Regions from separate parts of the Homo sapiens genome. Here region 1 is linked to region 2. The links are chromatin loops, found by intact Hi-C in ENCODE. Cell type or tissue: Caco-2. All regions are shown on one strand. Each heading gives the region's core, and the rest is flanking DNA. Links, peaks and the distances in the headings are about the cores only.

What was found. A loop is a pair of places that touch in the nucleus more often than their neighbours do. Peaks named below come from ENCODE experiments on the same cell type or tissue, not always from the same donor. Only the 100,000 strongest peaks of a DNase experiment are listed, where the experiment ranks them.
Region 1: a loop joins it to region 2, with 12 times the contacts of the local background. A loop is called at or near these places in 12 of 110 quality-filtered maps.

Annotation. Positions count from the first base shown.
Region 1 is chr13:100,093,260-100,104,539 of GRCh38, reverse strand. PCCA (propionyl-CoA carboxylase subunit alpha) reads right to left here. Exons shown (of 24, transcript NM_000282.4): 2 at 1,580-1,657. Among named protein-coding and RNA genes, the nearest start is that of PCCA, 9.8 kb to the right of the region's middle. RefSeq lists an enhancer at 4,091-4,385. In Caco-2, for the core only: no CTCF peak of the experiment used is centred there; no DNase peak of the experiment used is centred there.
Region 2 is chr13:99,974,515-99,985,794 of GRCh38, reverse strand. It overlaps ZIC2 (Zic family zinc finger 2), which reads right to left and starts at 4,011. Exons shown (of 3, transcript NM_007129.5): 1 at 2,656-4,011; 2 at 686-849; 3 at 1-472. The coding sequence starts at 3,730. The coding sequence ends at 113. RefSeq lists enhancers at 1,054-2,253, 6,463-6,972, 10,498-11,038, 11,039-11,280 and silencers at 4,222-4,351, 5,180-5,429. In Caco-2, for the core only: no CTCF peak of the experiment used is centred there; DNase peaks (open chromatin) are centred at 3,958 and 5,178; H3K4me3 peaks cover 3,608 bases; H3K27me3 peaks cover 1,062 bases.

The sequences.
Region 1 (11,280 bases), core at 1,214-9,213, 120 kb before region 2:
GGACCCTTCTTCACAAGGCAGCAGGGGAGAGTAGTGCAAAGGAGGAACTTCCAAACACTTGTAAGATCTTAAGATCCTGTGAGAACCAACTCACTGTCATGAGAAAAACATGGAAGAAACTGCCCCCATGATCCAATCACCTCCCTCCCTCAACACATGGGGATTACAGGTCGAGATGAGATTTGGATGGGGACAGAGCCAAACCATATCACCCTGCAACTGTGTTTCACATTGTATTTCTACTGAACTGAAGATATGTAGACTCTTTCTTCCTCCAGGCCTCCAGATTCAAAAGAATCTGGAAAGCAGTATTGCGCACTTCAGCACATGATTCAGAAGATACCTCAGACATGTCATTCTCAAATAATCATTCCTGTCAGTTGTATTTTGATGACACTCACCTTGAACAATCCCTTCTTAACCAAAACTCCCGCCCACTTCGATGCCTTCATTGCCATGAAGGCATGAAACCATATTTTATTTCCAATCACTTCTTCTAGTCCCTACAAGGCTCAAACATTATTGTAATAGCATTTTAATTAGAAACCCCTTGTCCTGAAATTTATAATACACAAAATTACCTTCAATCTAAATGAATCATATAGGCCGGGCACAGTGGCTCACGCCTGTAATCCCAGCACTTTGGGAGCTCGAGGCAGGCGGATGACCTGAGGTCAGGAGTTTGAGACCAGCCTGGCCAACATGGTGAAACCCTGTCTCTACTACAAACACAAAAATTAGACGGGCGTGGTGGGGCGCACCTGTAATCCCAGCTACTCAGGAGGCTGAGACAGGAGAATCTCTTGAAGCCGGGAGGCGGAGGTTGCAGTGAGCTAAGATCACACCACTGTACTCCAGCCTGGGCAAAAGAGCAAGACTCCATCTCACAAATAAATAAATAAATAATATAAATATTAAGTAAATGAGGCCAGGTGCACGGTGGCTCATGCCTGAAATCCCAGCACTTTGGGAGGCTGAGGCAGGTGGATCACCTGAGGTCAGGAGTTCGAGACCATCCTGGCCAACATGGTGAAACCCCATCTCTACTAAAAATATAAATGTTAGCCAGGTGCAGTGGTGGGCGCCTGTAATCCCAGCTACTCAGGAGGCTGAGGTGGGAGAATTGTTTGAACCCCAGAGGCGTAGGTTGCAGTGAGCCTAGATCACACCACTGCACTCCAGCCTGGGTGATAGAGCATGACTCCATCTCAAAAAAAAAAAAAAGTATTAAGTAAATGAAAGAAAAACTCAATAGTTTAATTAAATCTCTCAAATGCCCAGTCTTTAAGAACAAATGTTTTCTTAGTTATTCTGCTGGAAACAAAGGAAACACATTGTAAATGCATTCAATTTTTGCTAAAGATATAAATACAAAATTAAAAAGATTCAGACTGTGGCCCACAATGAAAAACAGAATACCTAAAGACTGAGCACCTATAGAAACACACAATGCTAGAGTGATCAATGACCACACAGCCTTAACAAAATCTCATCTGTCCACTGAACACAGTGTGGAGACGAGAAAGTAAAACCATGATAAGTTTAATTTAGTTGTTGAGAATATCTTTTAAATACTTACTTTTTCATTAGGATCATATCCCACTGAACCAAGATTACGGGACACCATTAAGCACTGTCTTGAATAGTACAGAACATGCTACAAAAAAAGGAAAGCAAAATAAATTGCAAATACTTGATGGGCTTTAGAACATTTTTTCAGGATATTTCTTCCAGTTAGGTTCTAGCGAACGTGTCTGATCAATAAATGTAGTTCTAGGCAATATACCATAAATATAATTACAAAAGGGAAATCATATCTACAGACACAGCCCCTTGGTATGTAAGAGAAACCAAAAGCATCAAAACGATCTCCAGAAAAGCAAAACAAGAATTGTCGAGGGGCCAAGCAAATTTGAAGAAAGCCTTTCTGATCATTCAAAAGGATAGAGCAGGGTCAGAAATGTCACAGACCACACAGAACTTTTAAAAACACAAAACGAGAGTCTTGGTCTCAAGGAGCTTCAAATTTAACAGTGGCCAGAACATAATAAAATATTCTTTTTATATTTGCTGATGTCTTCAGCATGATTTCTTATTTCACATTTTCTGGTACAGAAGTGGTTTGGCTGATAAATATGAAAAAGCAATATCAGTAATCAAGGATATTTCTCATTCATTGAACTGTTTGTGAAGAAAGCGTATCTTAATGCTTAAAAACATTAAGAAAAGTGACTAAGCCAGGCACGGTGGTACAGCCTGGAATCCCAGCTACTCAGGAGGCAGAGGTGGGAGTATTACTTGAGCCCCAGAGTTTGAGGTGGCAGTGAGCCAAGATCACACCACTGTACTCCAGCCTAGGCAACAGAGCAAGACCCCACTGAAAAGAGAGAAAAGAAAGGAGAAAAAGAAAAGAGATAGAGAGATACAGAGAGACAGACAGAGACAGAGAGAGAACTTCCCAGTAGTCACTGTTAAAGCTAGAAGGAAAAAAATGGAGGAAAAAAACCAGCAAAAGGCAACCAACAGGTACCACCTCTTAGAACTTTCTAAGATGATAACGACTCAAATAAGAAACAAAATGTTCTTATAGCAACATTTTTAAATGAACTGAAAAATTTGTACAACTATTTTTTAAAGAGTCGGGCACCATGGCTCATGCCTGTAATCCTAGCACTTTGGGAGGTCAAGGCAGGTGGATCACCTGAGGTCAGGAGTTTGCGACCAGACTGGCCAAAATGGCGAAATCCCGTCTCTACTAAAAACACACACAAAAAAATTAGCGGGGCATGGTGGCACACACCTGTAGTCCCAGCTACTCAGGAGGCTGAGGTAGAATTGCTTGAACCCAGGAGGTGGAGGTTGCTGTGAGCCTAGATCCTGCCATTGCACTCCAGCCTGGGCAACAAGAGCGAAACTCCTCAGAAAAAATTAATTAATTATTTAATTAATTTAAAAAATGTAATCTCTGTATAAAAGTGGAGGTAAAAGATACAAAAAGATATAGTTTATAAAATAAAACCTTTACCAAGTAAAAGACCAAGAACAAGAAGGAACTGTGAACGGGAAATTATTACTGTGTCCCTATTAAAGATCAAGACTATCTCTCATATATTCCTTCAAGCATAACTGTGAGTTACAAGAGTATTATCCCCAATTTTATGACAAAGTTGAGTCCCAAGGACTTTAACTTTTCAAAGGTCACAGGCTGAGGCTGTAATGGTTATAAGATTTAACCACAGATTGGTCAAGAGCTTTCTGAAATTTTTTATTTCTAGATAAGAAAAACAGTGGCAATTCCCAGATAAACACTAATATCTACTCAAAGATATGATATTGTTCCACAGAGCTTGCACACATGTGAACTTGTAATAATGTGGCCTAAAGCTGTAAAAAGCATAGATGCCTCCCGGTTACCCAGTAACTAGAAGTAGAACTCGGGCCGGGCACGGTGGCTCATGCCTGTAATCCCAACACTTTGGGAGGCTGAGGCGGGCAGATCACTTGAGGTTGGGAGTTCGAGACCAGCCTGACCAACATGGAGAAACCCCATCTCTACTAAAAATACAAAATTAGCTGGGCATGGTGGTGCATGCCCGTAATCCCAGCTACTCGGATGGCTGAGGCAGGAGAATCGCTTGAACCCGGGAGGCGGAGGTTGCAGTGAGCCGAGGTTGCAGTGAGCCAAGTTTGTACCGTTGCACTCCAGCCTGGGCAAAAAGAGCGAAACACTGTCTCAACAAAAAAAAAAAAAAGAAGAAGTAGAACTCGTACAAGCAAACACAACTATAACAGAACAACTACCAATGTGAACCATTCCCACGACAAGTCTGAACTGGTTTGGAATGAGCCCCATAAAGGCTCTGTTCCTGTTTCCTCCTGGGAGACATTCATGGAAGGTCAAAAATGAAGAATCAGGTCAACACTCAGACCATTTGTGTAAAGCCACAACATAAAGTTTATTTTCTAAATGAAGGAAAACGTTTGAAGAAGTCTGCTAATTTGGACCTCTACACAGAATTTTAACGTTTGTTGTTTTTGTTAAGCATGTAACAAACTGGCTACACGCCCAGTCCAAAATTCTTTGTAAGGTATTTCCTAGCAACAAAGGTTCTGAGAAAGAACTTTAATCAATTCTGTTTATAAAGGCTAGCCAATCACAGCCAAAATGAGAGAGGTCAGCGTGTGCAAAATGACTCCCCAGTAACATATTGCCACTGGTTCTCTCCCACAGGAATAATGATTTCCTGTATTTTCCACACATAGAAAAGAAATGCCTGAAAATGGCTTGGCACATAGGAAGTGGCATTGACCCTCAGAGTCACAAGACTTGGGTCAACTCTCAGCTGTGAGTCATTGAGCTAATCATTTCTCTGGGCCCCCGTTTCCATCTACAAAATGTAGGTGATGACACCTCCCTGATTTCCTAGGGAGTTATTAAAAGGATCAAATGAGTTTTTATAAACAGTAAAGTGCCAAAAAATGTAAGGTTTTACATGAAAACTAAATCCAAATATGTAACTGTCACCTTCTTTCTTAAAATTATACCAGAACCACTTGGGAATTACCATTAGAGAATAATATAGTCAATAAGAGTTCTGGTCTAGACTCAGATTCTGACCTGGATTCAAATCTTGGCTCTGACATTTCCTAGATATATAGAAAGTTTCTTCATTTGTACACTGGGGATAATAATAGTACTTATCTAGGTCATAATGCTGCTATGAGGATTAAATGAGAATGTCTAACATGGCTAGCACAGTCTTGCATATATTATCATCAGCACACAATAACTTACACAAAAAGCGGGGGAAATGGTAGGCTTTTAGACAAACTGGATGCATGCCTTCCAGCCACTGCAAACAGGGAAACAAATCCTGTTTGCAGTGGCTGGAAAAAAATCCTTTCTTAAGATTAGATAGCACCAGCTGGGCACAGTGGCTCACGCCTGTAATCCCAGCACTTTGAGAGGCCGAGGCAGGTGGATCACAAGGTCAGGAGATTGAGACCATCCTGGCTAACACAGTGAAACCCTGTCTCTACGAAAAATACAAAAAATTAGCCGGGTGTGGTGGCAGGCGCCTGTAGTCCCAGCTACTCGGGAGACTGAGGCGGGAGAATGGCGTGAACCCGGGAGGCAGAGGTTGTAGTGAGCCGAGATCACGCCACTGCACTCCAGTCTGGGTGACAGAGCAAGACTCCATCTCAAAAAAAAAAAAAAAAAAAAGATTAGATAGCACCTACTTTCATAAGCAAGATGTGGCCTCACGTGGCAGTTAAAACTGGTAAATCCACTGGCAAATATCTTAAAGAACAATCTGAACACTATTTCTGCCAAAACCAAAACTACTGTTGTTAACATACCCGCAGTAGCATTCAGATGAATAATACTAAATAACTCATTATGAGATAAATTCATTATCAGAATGCATTCTGCTTCAAAGAAGAAACTATCCTCAAAACTGGGTTAATGGAGCTATAAAATGATCTCACCAAGGTCAAAGTAAACATTAGTTTACTTCATCTTGCTTCATCTCTAAAATTCCAGGTGAAGGTCTTATCCATGTATTATGACACGGTATTTCATCATGCATTGTAACAGAGCCCATGCCCTTCTCTGAAGACACTTAATTAGGTCTGGCTTTTTCCTGGAAGCACAGCTTTTCTTTCAAATAGACTATTTAGTCTTCAGGATCTTAGAGACCATTCCAATCTTCAGTGTCTGCCAAAAGCCAAGTTGAACACCTAATATTTGAGAGAGATGTTCAAGACTCAAGATTCTCTGGGCTCTGCCTCTGTACTAAGCTCAAGCACCAGGAAACTATACATGTCAACTCTAGAGCTCCATCATCCCACCCTTGACTCTTCCGCCAGGCCATTCTTCCCCATCCCGCTGTAGCAGATGTTGTCAGTGGCCACTCAGATCCTCTCTAACTGCTGTGTTGACAACTAACGGCTCACACCTGCACCCTCATCTCGACCATGTTCCTCAACTATACAGCTCTCCATCAAGCCTGAGAGCTCCCCCGACCCTGCCTGGCCAAGGGCTGACTAACACTGCATTCAAAAGGCCAGTCCCAGCACCTCAAGGTGGGACTTGATTAGTAGCACAATCTGTGCCCTAGAGCTGTTCCATCCAATATGGCAGCCACGAGCCACATTCAGATGTGCTCTAAGAGTAAACTACACACTGGATTTTGAAAACTTAGTACCCAGAAAATGTAAAAGACCTCATTAGTGAATTTTTACATTTACATATTCAAATAATACTTTGAATATTTGAATATATTAAGTAAAATATATTAATTTCACCTTATTTTACTTTTTTTGTTTTTTTAAGAGATGGGGGTCTCACTATGTTTGCCCAGGCTGGACTGCAGTGACTACTCACAGGCACAATTATAGCCCATGGCAGCCTCTAACTCCTAGGCTTAAATGATCTTCCCACCTCAGCCTCCTAAGTAGCTGAGACTACACATCCCTGCCACCACACCTAGCTTCATTGTACTTTTTTTTTTTGAGACAGGATCTCACTATGTTGCCCAGACTGAAGTGTAGTGATAGGATCATAGCTCACTGCAGCCTTGAACTCCTGCATTCAAGCAATCCTCCCACCTCAGCCTCCTGAATAGCTGGGACTATGGATGCATGTCACCATGCCCCACTAATTTTTTTATTTTTTGTAGAGACTGGGCGGCTGGGGGGTTCTCACTATTTTCCCCAGGCTGGTCTTGAACTGCTGGCCTCAAGTGATCCTCCCACCTTGGCCTCTTTGCTTTACTTTGTTAACATAAGTATTCGAAGATTTGTGTTTGTTTGTTTTTTGAGACGGAGTCTCACTCTGTCGCCAGGCTGGAGTGCAGTGGTGCCATCTTGGCTCACTGCAACCTCTGCCTCCCAGGTTCAAGCAATTCTCCCGTCTCAGCCTCCCGAGTAGCTGGGATTACAGGCATGTGCCACCATGCCTGGCTAATTTTGTATTTTTAGTAGAGATGGGGTTTCTTCATGTTGGTCAGGCTGGTCTCGAACTCCCGACCTCAGGTGATCCACCTGCCTCGGCCTCCCAAAGTGCTGGGATTACAGGTGTGAGCCACTGCACCCGGACCATTCTTTTATTTTTTAATTGAGATGTAATTCACATACCATAAAATTCACCCTTTTAAAAAAGTATACAACTCCGTGGTTTTTAGTATATCCACAAGGCATGGAACCATGATGGCTACTGATTCCAGGACATTTTTTATCACCCCAAAAAGACAACCCTTAACTATTCGCAGTCACTCCCATCCCCTCTCCTCCAGGCCCTGGGCAACCACTAATCTACTTTCTGTCTTCATGGATCAGTCTATTCTGGAGACTGCATATAAACACAAAATCACACAATAGCGACCTTGTGTGTCTACCCTTCAAAAGTCACTCTTAATTCCTTCCTTTCCCTGTTTGTACATACCTTACAGATACTGTAGGTTCAGGTCCAATTAATTATTGTTCAAAACAGTTATTGCTCAAAAATGCTAACAATCATCTGATCCTTCACCATGTTAGCCAGAATGGTCTCAATCTCTTGACCTTGTGATCCACTCGCCTCGGCCTCCCAAAGTACTGGGATTACAGGTGTGAACCACTGCGCCCGGCCTCACTTCTTTTCTTAAACCCCATGAACCAACCTCTGCTTCCAAGTTTTCTTCTGCAGCATCCTCACCTCTCTCAGCCTTCGCAGAACTGAAGCGAGGACCTTGCGCTGGATTAGGCTATGGCTTAAGGAAATGTTGTGGCTGGTTTGATCTTCTATCCAAACCACTAAAGCTTTCGCCATATCAGCAATAAAGCTGTTTCACTTTTTTTAATCAGTTGTGCGCTCACTGGAGTAGCACTTCTAATTTCCTTCCAGAACTTTTCCTTTGCATTTACAATTTGGCACAAGAGGCCCAACTTTCAGTCTATCTTGGCTTTTGACAGGCCTTCCTCACTAAGCTTAATGATTTCTAGTTTTTGATTCAAAGTGAGAGATGTGTGACTCTTCCTTTCACTAGAACGCTTAGAAGATTATTAATTGGCCTAATTTCAATATTGTTGTATCTCAGAGAATTAGGGAAGCCTGAGGAGAGGGAGAGACATAGGGGAATAACTGCTTGGAGAAGTCAAAACTCACACATTTATCAATTATGTTTCTCCAACTTATATGGGCGTGGTTCACGGCACCCCAAAATATTTACAATAAGAATATCGAAGATCACTGATCACAGATCACCATAACAGACATAGTAATAATGAAAAAATTATCAAAATGTTTCACAGAGACACCAAGTAAGTATGTGCTATTGGAAAGATGACACCAATACAGTTGCTCAAAGCAGGGTTGCCACAAACCCTCAATCTGTAAAAACAACAAAAAAAAAGCAGTATCTGCAGGGTCAATAAAGCCAAGATATGAGGTACATCTGTATCTGCCTTCAAACCCCACAGCAAGATACTGGCTCTAGCTCCAAAATACATTCCAAGTCTGACCAGTTCTCAGCAACTCCAGTGCCCTAGCACAAGTTACCATCATCTCTAGCTTGGTCTTCTACAACAGCTTCCTGATGGGTCTCTCTGTTTCCACTCTTCCCACCCCAGTCCCCAATCCTACTCCCACCCCTACTAAGACATTCGCTACGTACTAGTCACAAACGTCTTTTCCAAACATAAATTCAATGTGCTTAAATGCCTCCAACTGGACTCTCATTACTAAATTCCAAATACAAGCCCCTGATGACTCTGTCCCGCCTACCCACTCCTCCTCCCTCATCTCCTAAGATCACCCCCTCATTCAGTTCACTCCAACCACAGCAGCCACATTCATCCCTTAATTATGCCAAATGCAATCTCCCCTCAGAGCTTTTGCCCTGGCACTCCTTGGTCTGCAATGCTAGGCCCCCATATAGTCACATGGCTGGCTGGCTCAGTTTCCTGTCCAAATGCCACATGCTCAGAAATGTCCCCCATGGTCTCATTAGGTAACATCCCCAACTCAGCACCACTACCACTCTCTATCCCATTAACCTATCTTTTTCCTTCGAGAGCACTTCTCACTCTCTGAACTTTTCTATTTATACGAGCACAGTCTCCTTACTCAAATGTAACCACAATGGGAGCAGAAACAGTCACAATTATATTCCCAGCTCTAAGTAGTGTCTGACACATACTACGTGTAGGTGAATTGAACGATAGCCCCTAAAATGATGTGTCCACGTCCTGGAACCTGTGATAAAGTGTCTTTGCCAATACAACAAAGTGAAGGATCTTGAGATGAAATCATCCTAGATCTTGTCATGGCCCTAAATCCAATGAAAAGTGTCTTTATAAAAGAATGAGAGGGAAAGACGCACAAGAAGGAGGAGGAGAAGGCAGCCATGTGAAGACAGAGGCAGAGACTGGAGTGATGCAGCCACAAGCCAAGGAATGAATGCAGCCACCAGAAGCTCAAAGAGGCAAGAAAGGATTCTCCCCTAGAGCCTTCAGGCGAAGCATGGCCCTGCTCATGCCTTGATTTCAGACTTCAGGCCTTTAGTACTGTGGGAGAATGAATTTGTTGTTTTAAGCCACCAGGTCCATGGTCATTTGTACAGCAGCTCTAGGAAACCAAAGGTTTCTTGAATAAATAATACCAAAGAGAGGGCAGGCACGGTGGCTCACATCTGTAATCCCAGCACTTTGGGAGGCCGAGGCAGGCGGATCAATTGAGGTCAAGAGTTCAAGACCAGCCAGGCCGACATGGTGAAACCCCGTCTCTACTAAAAATATAAAAATTAGCTGGGCATGGTGGCACATGCCTGTAATCCCAGCTACTCAGGAGGCTGAGGCAGGAGAATCACTTGAACCCCGGAGGCGGAGGTTGCCGTGAGCGGAGATCACACCACTGAACTCCAGCCTGGACAACATGAGACTCTATCTCAAAAACAAACAAACAATACCAAAGAGAGTATGCCACATGGATGCTGTATTAGGTTTTGTGAATGAAATCACAAAACTGTATCTTCCAACATTCTTTAAATTCACTTTTATTTTGATCTTATTAGGTTGATCCCATCAGTTTGTGGGGTTTTTTCTAACGAAAATGTCAATAGGCATTTAAAATAAAGAAACTAATTTTTGAAAGTTATGCAATATGCTTATCTTTCAAAAAATATAATTTTGCTTCAACTATTCAAGAGTGTTGTCAAAAGCAGTATTTTTTGTATATAACACTTTACCATGCTACTAAAATTATTCTCATTAAAGATCAAAGATCTTTTCAAATTCTTTCACCAATCTTTTTTTTTTTTTTTTTTTTTTGAGACAGATTTTCGCTCTTGTTGCCCAGGCTGGAGTGCAGTGGTGCAATCTCGGCTCACTGCAACCTCCACCTCCTGGGTTCAAGTGATTCTCCTGCCTCAGCCTCCCAAGTAGCTGAGATTACAGGCATGCGCCACCATGCCCGGCTAATTTTGTATTTTTAGTAGAGACGGGATTTCTCCATGTTGGTCAGGCTGGTCTTGAACTCCCGACCTCAGGTGATCTGCCTGCCTCGGCCTCCCAAAGTGCTGGGATTACAGGCATGAGCCATCGTGCCCAGACTTTTTTTTGAGACAGGGTCTTGCTGTGTCACCCAGGCTGTAGTACATTGGTGTGATCACAGCTCACTGCAGCCTTGACCTCCTGGGCTCAAGTGATCCTCCCTCCTCAGCCTCCCAAGTACCTAGAACCACAGGCACGTGCCACCACACCCAGCTAATTTTTATTTTATTTTATTTTATTTTGTAGAGATAGCCGGGGGTGGGGGTGGTATCATTATGTTGCCTAGGCTGGTCTCAAACTCCTGAGCTCAAGAAATCCTCCCACTTTGGCCTCCCAAAGGGTTGAGATTGCAGGCGTGAGCTACCACACCTGGCCTCATCAATCTTTTATTCCTTAGCCTCTCTGCACCTGGGACATAGTTAGGGAATATGTTTTAATTTCTTTTTCTCTCCTCTGTACGTGCCATAGTACCTGGAACTTAGAAAATGCTCCACAAACACTTTCTGAGTAAAGAGCTAGATCTCTAGACAAATGAATGAATGAATGCTAACTACTTCTTGAAATTTCTTTCCTAGGTTTGGTAACACTACACTACATTGGCTCCTCTCAAACCATACCTCTAACTCCTCTTGTCTCTTCTTCCTTCTTCCAAATCCTAATTTAGGGTTATAAAACGAAGCATTTATTCAATTAAATATTAACTGACTCACTATATCCGTCAGGGCTCACAGTTCTAACTCTAACTCT
Region 2 (11,280 bases), core at 1,367-9,366:
AAATCAGATTCATAATTTTAACAACATGATCACAAGGTGCCCTCGCTGCTAGCTGCGGGGAGGGCTGCTGCGCTGGGGTGGGGACAGGGAGAGGGAGAGAGGCCCCGACCCGTCACACGTACCATTCATTGAAGTTGGAGGAGAGGCCGCTGTGACCCCCGGCTGTCCCGCTGCCCCCGCCAGAGCTGCCGCCGCCCCCGCCGCCCGCCCCGCCGCCGCCCCCGCCACTGCCGCTGCCGCCGCCTGAGCCGCCTCCCGCGCCGCCACTGCCCGAGCCTCCGCCCCGGTGCACCGCGGACACCGCGGCCGCCGCCGCCGCAGCCGCCGCCGCCGCTGCCGCCGCCGCTGGGGACAGGTTGGAGCTGCTCTGGGGCTCGGCGCTGGGGGACACCAGCCCCGGGGGCGTGGACGACTCATAGCCGGAGCTGGCGGCCGGGGAGGATTCAGAGCCCTGCGGGGAGGACTCATGGACCTGCAAGACAAAAGCCGGGAGGGGGGACCAGAGGGGACTGGGTGTGAGTGCAGCTGCTGTGGGGCCGGGCCCCTGGGGGAGAGCACCCCCAGAAATGTTCCCCCCGCCGCCCTGGCCCCTGGGGACCCTCCCAGGCCGGCTGAGGTGGTCCGGGCCAGTGCTGCACCGGCGCCTCGGCCTGCCTCGCCCTCCTCCCGGCCGCCGCGGTGGTACCTTCATGTGCTTCCGCAGCGAGCTGGGGTGCGTGTAGGACTTGTCGCACATCTTGCAGAGATAGGGCTTATCGGAGGTGTGGACGTGCATGTGCTTCTTCCTGTCGCTGCTGTTGGCGAAGCGCCGGTCGCAGCCCTCAAACTCACACTGGAACGGCTTCTCCCCTGTGGACGGCAAACATCGGCGCTGGCTGCAGACACCCAGAGCCTGCAGAGCCCCCACTCAGGCTGCGAGGGGGCTGGGCCGCGGCGAGGGAGAAGGACCTGAGGGGGCTGGGTCCCTCAAACCAGTCCGATCCCCTCTGCGGCAGAACTAAGATCAAATTAACCGCCTTCCCGCCCGACAGTCCTGCTCATTTATTTCGTATTTTACTTTCTTCCAGGCTGACGTCCATCTCCTCAAATTTCTCAGGAATGTGGGGAAGCTCCTAGCCCTGCCTGCCTTTCTAGAGGGCTTCTTGGATTTGCAGCTTCTAACAAGTTGCTCTCGCCACGGAGAAGCTGTTATTATGACAAAATATTTGGGGCATTATCAAAATCACACAGGCTGCTGGGCTGCTGTCGGTTTCTCGCCAGGGCCAGTAAGCAATTACATTTGGAGTTGCTACGTGTTGTTTGGGGGCCGGGCTGTGGAGAGTGACTGAGCCAGTATTTTTCATCCAAAATTCTGCAAATTGAATTAACCACAATTCTAGTCTCACCTCCCGTCTTTAAAAAAATAAGTTGAAGAAAAGGTAAATATTAGAGATAAGGCAGCATCTAGTGACTGCGGAGAGGCACAAGCTGGTGGGCGAGGGTTGGGGGAGTCAGCAAAGCCTTTCAAAACCTCCCCGTTTAATTTTCTGGCTGTCTCTGCATCCTGTTGCCAGAATTCCAAATGCTTGGAGTCATTTAGAGGTGCGAGAACTCAAACGTCGTTCCACTTGGAAAGGGGACCGTTTAACGTTAAATTCCATTAGCACCTAAATTGTTTCTTAAAGACATCCGCTCAGACACAGGACTCGAAAGCGAGCATTTCATGCAAATAAATTTCTCAAATTTTAAACCTTGTTAAAAGCTTGTCTCGCACCTCGGCTCCCTCCCTTCCCGGAAGAGAACAATAGGCCGCTGGCGCATCCCCACTTCGGAGTAAATATTGACGGGGGAAGTTGCTAAAACATTTGGCTTTCTTTTAGGAAATCGTCTGGCACGATTTTGGCTGAGACCTGGTCATAGATGAATAATCTATGAGGCGGGAGGCGCGTTCTTTTGCGGCTCTCTCTTCTCACGCGATCCCCCCGCGGGGCCGCGCTGCCTGGGGCTCTAGCTGACCTGGGGCTCTAGCTGACCTGGGTCCAAGTTGGGAATCGCAAACTCTGTGGTGCCCATTAGAGAATTTCACAAACTGCTGCGAAACCACAGTAAAGCCCCCGCGACCCACCCCGAGACGGGCTTTAAAAACACTTTAAAAATGAGAAACGCATTACAGCTTCGGCTCACACCAGACTCATTTCATGGGAAACAGTCCCGGGAAGGGCGTTTGGACCCCGAGTAAAAGAAGTGGGAAAACACACAAACCACTCAGACAGACATACACTCCGAGCAGAAAAGCACATTCAGACAAGCTGGCAAAATCCTCTCTAGGCTCGCTTCCCGGGCACCGAATTAGCGAGCAGTTTTATTTTGTGCTTTCTACTTAAAACGGAAATTATTAACCGGGGCTGAGCAAACGAAGCAATTGCATGACCCAAGCATACATTTGATGTGAGGCTAATCATTCAAAACTCGATTTCCGCACATGGAAAAACCTAGCCCAATAATATTGTCATCGTCCAACAGAAACAAGCTGCTGGCTCTTTCGTACACGCAAAAACACCTCCCATCCCAGGTCCCCGGCTGGCGGTCTGCGCCCAGCGTCGGCACCCACAGCCTGAGTCTCAGCCTGTGCGTGTCTCCCCTCCGCGCCTGGTCCCTGTCCCAGCCCGCGGTTACCTGTGTGGGTCCTTTTGTGGATCTTGAGGTTCTCGGAGCGCGCGAAGACTTTGCCACAGCCCGGGAAGGGGCAGGGGAAGGGTTTCTCGCCTGTGTGCACGCGGATGTGGTTGACCAGTTTGTATTTGGCCTTGAAGGGCTTGCCCTCGCGCGGACACTCCTCCCAGAAGCAGACGTGGTTGCTCTGCTCCGGGCCGCCGACGTGCTCCACCGAGACGTGTGTCACCAGCTCGTGCATGGTGCTGAAAGTTTTGTTGCAGCTCTTCTTGGGATTGCTCAGTTGCTCGGGGTCGATCCACTTGCAGATTAGCTCCTGCTTGATGCACTGCTGCCGCATATAGCGGAAAAAGGCACCGGGGTGGTGGTGGTGGTGGTGGTGGTGGTGGGCCGCGGCTGCTGCCATGTTCATACCCATGTTCATATTCATGGGGCCGTACTGGTTGTGGAGTTGCGCCGCCGAGTAGGGGTCGGTCCGCGGGCTGGCCACCTGGCGGTATTGCTCCGAGCGCCCGAACACCTCGCCGGGCAGCCCGAGGCGCATCTGCCCGTTGAGCACATTCTGCGAGCCGTGCGGCCCGTGCTGCTCTGGCAGGCCCGGGAAGAGGAGGTGGCCCTGCGCGTCCGAGTGCGCGTGGTGCAGGCCGCCCGCGCCCGGCCCGAACAGCCCGTGCTGCCCGCCGCCCGGCGCCGAGTCCCCGAAGCCGCGGCTGCGGAACAGGAAGTCCCGGGTGGAGTTGAAGGGCGGCCCAGAGTAGGAGCCAACGTGCGCGGCGTGGGGCCCGAGCGCTGCGGCCGCAGCGGCAGCCGCAGCGGAGCCGGGGTAGGCGCCGGGGCCCTGCGACGTGAACGCCGAGCTCTGGCCCGGGGACAGCTCGTGCGCGCCCGGGTTGAGCTTGAAGGCTCCCATGTGCGCGGCGGCGGAGTCAACGAAGCCGTTCTGCGCCGCCGCCAGGCTCAGTTCACGGTCCTGCATCTCGGCGGCAGCCGCCGCCGCCGCCGCGGCGGAGTGGTGATGGTGGCGCGCGAAGCTGCCCACCCCGATGGCCGGGAACTGCGGACCCGCGTCCAGGAGCATGGCCAGCGCGCCCGCCCGCCCCTGCGAGCCCTGCGCCTCCGCGCCGCCTCGACTCCCGCTCCCGATCCGCGCGGTGCGTCCGGCGGCCACCGGGCTCCAGGCGCAGGCGGCGGTGGTGGCGGCCACTTCAGCCCTGGGAGCCGCTCTCCTGCGCCCGCCGCCTCCGCCGCCGCCTGGATCTGCCTCGGGCGGCCGGGCGCGTAGCGAAGGCGCGGAGAGGAAGAGGAGGAGGAGGCGGCGGCGCGGGAGGAGGAGGAGGAGGTGGAGGAGGAGAAGAGTCCAAAGCCAGGCGGAGAACCAAAGTGTATTAAAGGAGCTGCGGCGGGGGCGGGCGGGCAGGGCAGGGGAGGGCGGGCGGGAGGAGGGAGCCGGAGGGAGGTGTGGGGAGCCGAGAGGAGAGGGGGGCTACCGGGGGGCGAGCGCCGCGCCGCAGCCCCCACCCCTGCGCGCACCCGCGCGCGCACGCACACACTCACTCGCACGCCCAGCGGACCCGGAGCCCGGCCGCACCGAGCAGCGCCGGTAGAATGCAGTCACAACCGCGGCGGCCGTGCGCACGCCAGGCAGACGGGCGAGGAGAGGACCGAGGCGAGCTCCGCGCTCGGCACCCGGGGCCAGCGCACCAGCGGCTCCACCTGACCGCGGCGGGGGCGCCGGGGCGGCAGGCGGAGTCCAGGCGTCCTCTCCGCGGCGCTCTGCGGCGACAGCTCCCTCCCCCGCGGCCCTACTCGCGCCGCCCCGCGCGCGGCGGTTATTGTTCGGAGCCGCGGCCGCAGTGTTTAGCCCTCCTCGGCCTCGGCGCTTGGCATTGGCTGCGCCTCGCGTAGTAAACTTGCAGTGGCCACGAATTTCCCCAGATGAAGGCAGCAGCCGCGCCGCTCCCCCTTTCTTTAAGTTGTGCCGGAGGAGGAGGCGGGGGAGTAGGGGGGAGGGGGATGTGGGAGGGGAGAAAGCGAGCAGGGGGAGGGGAGGAGGGGGAGGCTGGGCTGAAAAACAATAACAACAATAAAAAAGTGATCTCTCGCTCGCCTCCTCCCTCCCGCCGGTCGGGCCTGGGCGCTGGGCCCGGAACTAGTGACCGCGCCGCGTGGACCCAGCGCAGTCCGCGACCCGAGGGAGTGTGAGGCCCAGGCGGGCTCCCAGGTCTCGGCTGCGGTGGGCTGCGTTCGCCACCGCCTCCGTTGATTTCGATGGGCGCCGCCAACGCTGCAGCGGCAGCCTTTTATTTTTTATTTTTTGTCTCCTCCTTTTCCTCTCCCCTCCCCCCGCACCCCCTAGTCTCCCGCCCCGGCCTCCCTCCCTCCCTCCAGCTCGAGGCCGGGCCCCCCCGGTCAAACCGCCCCTTTAACGGCGGCTCCCGCCCCGCCCGCCCTCCCGGCGCCGCGATTGGCCGCCGCGGCCTAGTCAGTCCCGCGCCCCCGCCCCGCTGCCGGGCCCGCCCCTCAGTCCTCGCGCTCCCTGAGCTGCTGCCGGCTCAGGCAGCCGCCGAACGTGCCCGTGGGCCCGGCCTGCCATCCTGCCGCGCTTCTCCCGAGACCTCGGCGCCGCGGCTTCTAGTCCTGGCCGACCGCGGCGCTCCCGGGAGCCGGGCGTCCAGCGTGGCTCGGACGCGGGCCCGGGCCGCGGGGTCAGGGCGCCCTCAGCCGGGTCAGGAATGGGAGGCAACCCAGCGCTCCAGTCTTTCTGCGTAGGCCACCGACTTCCCCGGGATCTGAGCAGCTCCCAGCGGACACCGAAAACCCCGGGGACGCCTGGCCCGAGCACTCCAGGCCGCTCGAGAGGTGGCTAACAGCTGGGTCGCCTGGCAGGAGGCTCTGCGCGCGGGGACATTTCAGGCCCGGGGCCTCGCCGGGAGCGCGCCACAAGGAGCGGCGGGGGGCTGGTCTGCTGCCCGCTTGGCACGCTCCCTACTTTCACCCCGCCTTTGTAAACTTGCTCTGTGGCATTGAAACCACAGGTGCAGGACCGTGGGCACAGAGAAAGCCAGGCATGCCCCTTCTTCCCACCCTCCGGACGCCCACCCAGACACCGCCTTCCCCGCCCCCCGCGGCGTCCCCGTCCGCCCCTCGGCGCGCTGAGCTCCCCACCCGCCGCTTGCGTCCTGCTCCGTTTACAGCAGTAAACACTGGGCAGCGGCCCCTGCGTGGAAGGGGGTTGTTCGGAAGTCGTTTAAAGACAGTGTCACCCTCAGGGTAAATGCCCAGAAGCCGGGCCGCGCATCCTTGGGCTGAGAAGTGTGGGAACGCCCGAGACCAAGCGAGACTCAGGCCGGAGTTTGGCTGCGGGTCAGGCTCAGGGTCTCGGGAGAAGAAGCCGTCAGACACGGCAGGGCTTAAACCTTCTAGAAAGCATATATATCCATCCACTCCTTCTCCAGGAGCAGGGAGTACCACCCGGGCGGTGGCCCAGCGGCGAGGCCGCTCCCGGCGCCGCGCCTGGCTGACCGCTGCGGACGTTTCCTGTCCCGCCGCCCAAATCTCGCGCTCCCGAGGTAACTAGAGAGGGAACGGAGGGCCCAGAGGCTGCGGAGGTGTGAAGGGACAGCCTGAGGCCAGCGCCTCGGGCGTGTTCTCCTGGCTGGCCTGGAGAACTGCTTTTATTTATAAATCTCTAGGAGTTGAAATAAAATTAAACGAAGAGAAAATAATAAATTTTTCAGAATTATGTTCTGAAATGAAATAAACAAAAACGCGGGAAGAATCCTCTAGCTCACTATGGCTGGCAGAACCCGGGCTCTCTTGCGCCGGCTCAGGCAGCCTCTCCCGGCTTAAGCGAGTCTCTGCAGGTTGGCGCTGGCCGCAGCCCCTTGCATAAGGAGCCCTGTGCCCTCCCTCCGTCCCATTCTTCCCTGTCCTGGGGGTGGGGTGGGGGTGCAAGAAGGAGGCAGGCTGTGGCATCCTGTCTGAAAGCAAGGCAGTTTGCCTGGAAGATGGAGATTCTCACCTTCCCTGAAAGGAGGAAACGTTCCCATTTCCACACCCCTCTCTCTGTGCATAAAAGGGGGCGGAGGGCACTAGCCAAACTGGCCCCCTAGACCTAAAGGGACCTGAGACATAGACGCAGAGAGAAAAGAGAACATCTTTGGCAGAAAGGCTGCCCTGCCACGTTGAATCCATTAAAAATTGCCTAGTGCAATTTTTGTACTACACACTTGTTTGCTTTATTCATCAATTTTTATGGGAATGGGAGGCGAGCACGAGAGGAGAGTATTTGGAAGGGCTTACTCCAAAAATATTTCCGAAGGAAAATGTTTTCTTGGAGATTGGTTATGAGAATAGCAGACCTGCACATGCAGAGACCTCACTTCCCTTCCTTCTTTCAGGCCATCAGACTTCGAAGTTTTCCTCCTTTCCCACTGTCTTACCCCCTCCCCAGTCCTCCCTCCCTCTCCTCTTTGACCCATTCTCTCTTTCGCTTTGATTTCGCCTTTGCTGCTCCCGCGTTTGGGGATCGCGCGGCTGGGCGCTCGCTCGCGCCGGATTCCAGGGGCCGCGCGCGGCCGGGCGGTGGGGCGGACGCCTTAATTCCCGCCGGAGACCCTACGGGTTGGGCGCTCCTGGCTATTCTTTCCCGGCTCTAGTTCTCCTCTCTCTGCAGGGCACAGAAGAGCTGAGCCAAGTTCAAAGTCACGTCGCCGTCCCTTCTCAGAAGTGCTTTATTTCTCTACAAACCGCAAAACCCCTTTACTTCATGACTTTTTTTTTTTAAGGAAGGAAAGTGAAGAGAGAGCTAGAGAGACCAAGGGGAAAAAAAAAAGCATGCAAAGGCTTTCAGAGTTACTGCCTTAAAAGTAGACTCGGGTTCCTTGGCTGAAGGAAAAAAGCGGCCAAGCGGCGTTATGCACAGTGTGAGTGAATTCAGTTTTTCAACAGGTTTCTGGAAGGGCCCGTCTGTGGCAGTGTCAGGGCCGCAGGACCCACAACTGTCTCCATCCGGCAAACAAGTCCCCTCTTTGTAAATTTCCCAAAACTATGCTTCCGAAATCTTACGGAGGCTGCGTGCGACTGGGCGGCAGGCCGGGGCTTGAGCGGATCCAGCTCAGGGCCGCGGGGGCCAGTGTTCATTTCTCGGCAAGTAGAGGGAATGGCAGCGCGATGGAGAATTGGGGTTGTCTTCAAAAACCAGAAAATCCCGCCAAACACCCGAGCGCCCATCAACCAAAGCACCTCGTTGCGGTTTGTGGGCCTCTGTGAACAGTGTTGACTGAGTTCTTTTGTGGTATGGGGTGTGTTTTGTGTACCTATGCATAAATATAGCGTGTATGCACACACTATACCCTCACACACAAATAGGTATACATTGCTGGACAGGAGAAGTCAAAGAACAAGCAAACAGAATTGACCTTTACATTGAAAAGCAGAAGCTCTCGGTTGCCACACCACTCAAACTTGTAATTTTCCTCTTAAGGAAGAAGGTGGAAACGGGGGTAGTGGGAAAGAGTTGAGAGAAGAAATTAGAGAAACAAGTGACCAAAAAAAAAAAAAAAAAAGCAGGGGGGTGGATTTCATAGGATTCCAGCACCATCATCTGTATCACAGACTCATAAATTCAACAAGATCATCAACAGGATATTAAGTTGCAAGGCACCTTTGATTCCGCCTTCTCAGCCACTCCTGGGCTGGGTGACCCCTGACCCATGAAGGACCACATGTGTGGTGCGGGAGCCCCCTCTATAAAATCCACCTAGAACAAAAGTTCTTTGTTAGTGCTTTAGAGAAGTGTAATGTAAAAGAAGGGGAAATTGTGAAAATCTCAGCCAATGTTGTAACTTTTAAATACCATTTTTAAGAAGTGGGGGTGCTGAATGAGGTTGTGATAGGATAAGGCCCTCTCTAGTTTGCTAAAAGAATGTCTTTTCTTCCTACAGTTAAAATTTACTGTTCTGTAACTGGGCTTATAAAAAGTCTCCATATAAAATATGTGCTCACCAGCAGTTTAGTGATAGGGATGTAAATATTTGTGTATTTGTCAAAAGGGACTCAGAAAAAATAGAAGACATCAACCACCCTGGCCTTTACCCCTGCAATGGTGATAGTCAGTGGTTGTGGTTTTCCAAAAGGAAGAGAATTAATTGTCCTTACTTGTCTTCTCCTTCCTGATGGGAGTGATTCTACTGCTGAAAAACAAACAAAACCAAACAACAAAAAATAGGAGGCATTAGCTTACGTGAATGTGTTTAATTATTCTGAAGACCTATCCTTTGGGCTCCCAGGCGAACTATATCCAGAGAGATTGAATACAGATGACAGGCGAGCAGCTTTCCAATAAACTGCAGTATTATTGCAATAGACTTTGTAATACAATTTATGCTGTCATTCATAAATAACAGTGCCATATGTCAACCATATTGCTTACACAAGTAAATCCATCAACGTGTCACTATTTGATTTATCTCAACAGCTTCTTCAAATATTGAAGTATAGATATTGGAAGGGGTGTGGAGTGGGAGGAACTACCCAAGAAATTTGAGATTTTATTTTTAACCGCACAAACTCTACTTCTCCTTCATTTCCCATCCAAAAACATCCTAAAGGATAAGAGATGAAGGGGAGGAGAAGCACATCGAGGGGCCAACACAAATAAATATTGGGTGGTTATATGAACTGTGAACATGTAAGAGAGTTCTGTCGTTGTTTTGACCTTCTGGAACATATTTTAGAACAATAATGCATTTCCCAAGAAATTGTCAATCCTAATGGTCAACTGTAGGTCAAAGGTCTTTCTCCAACAACCTCCATCTCTGAGGGTAGAAATGACTGCAAACCAAATGAAAGTATTTGATAACAGTCAAATTGTATTGAACTTATTCTTTAGTAGTAAGGAAGTAAAGGGAGTGATAGTTTTTCAATGGCTTTCAACCACAAAGGTGAGGTGGACATGGGATAGGCCCACTTCATGACTGTACAAACAACAAGACAAAACAAATCTCCACAGAATCCAACGTATCAGTCGTGGCCACACAGCCCCAGTCTTCTGCCTTTTCATCCTCATTAAGTCTACATAAGTGTGATAGGGCTATTAGAAGCACTTTTCTGGATACTTTTAGCTCCACACATATCCGTGGAGCCTCAGGACTCAGCGCCACCTCAGGAGGGCAGTAACCCTCCGAGAGCCCCTGGGAGGGCTGCCAATTGCGGAGCGATTCTGAGCACCCCAAGGCCTTGGGCCAGTCGCAGCCCCCAACGCAAGTCAGATTGCGAGTTGCCAAGGCCGGAAGGTGGGGATGGGGGATCCGGTCCCTGCCTCGTGCAGACGGGGCGGGCGGCCAGGAGAGGCTGCCCTGAAACTCCCTGCCTAGTGCCTGGCCAACCTGATTTGGGAAAACCCTTGAACCCAAAGTCACCATCACTTACGGCCCTGGCGAAGCTCTACTAAAATACAGCTGTGCCGGTGCCTTTGCCCACCCCGCCCTAGCTTTTACGAAAGGTCTCAGTGGACCATCAGGCCCTTTCCAGTGTCTGCTAGCAACCCCCTACTTCCGCGCCTGTTAAGCACCCATTGGCGCCCTTGGGCTGGGGTTCAAAGGTCCTTCGATTCCCCTAGTAATTTGGGTGCCCCATTCGCCCTTGAACCCGCCCCTGGCGCGGCCTAAATGACACTAGATGCTCCAAACCCGCCGACACCCAGTCCTTCTGCAGGGAGGCCGCTCTCACAGAAACCACGCGGGACCAGCGAGTCGTAAAGCAATTGCAGGGGCAATAAAGGGCGGTTCGGTGGGTCCCCCAGCTCCTTTCTTGTCCACCCCACCGTCCCCGAGATCCCCCTCCCTCCGCCTGCAGAAACAATCAAACAAAGGCTCAAAAGCCAGGAAATGTCCAATTCACTTCCCTTAGAGTTTATTAATTGCCCACACCCCTCGCAGGAAACTTGGCTGTGTTCGGTGACATACAGAGGGCACCGGGGGAGCGGTGGAGCCTCAGTCCCCCACTACGCGCAGCGGGAAGCCGCAAGCGCCAGCTCGAGCATCCCCAGAGATCGGGTCCCGTGGCCTCCAGGCAGCTGAGCGCGGTTAACTCAGCCAACCTGGGTTCTGGTTAGCTGGCCATTTACTGGGCCTCTCACCTCCCCAACCTACTCGCGCCTTTGTCTGGGGTTGGAAGGAGGTTGGGGTTCGGGGTGCAACCTAGAGGTCTGGAAATACACGCCCCGCAAGAGCCCTTGCTAACTCCAGAAAGGACATTTCCATGGCTTGCCACTTTGCTGCCTCCACGCAGGCACCTCCGCTGCAAAACGCAGAAAGGGGCATGGATTTGAGGACTGGCCCTGACGACCAGCACCACCGTCGAAATATGCGGGCCAAACCCCCAGAAGAATTGGCATAACGCCTTCCACAGCCCCCTGCTTTTAAAACTAGTATTATTATTCCCTTCAGCGCCCTGGAAATTGTTGGTGTTTATTTAGGAAGTGTGACAGAATTATTGGGTCTTCAGAAACTTGGGATGTTAAGGGGGTTTGATTTGGCTCCCAAATAGCTTGAAAAAGAAACAGCGCACCTGGGGTCAGGCGGGTCATCACAATAACAAAAAGCGCTTCTACAAAATAAAAAGCTC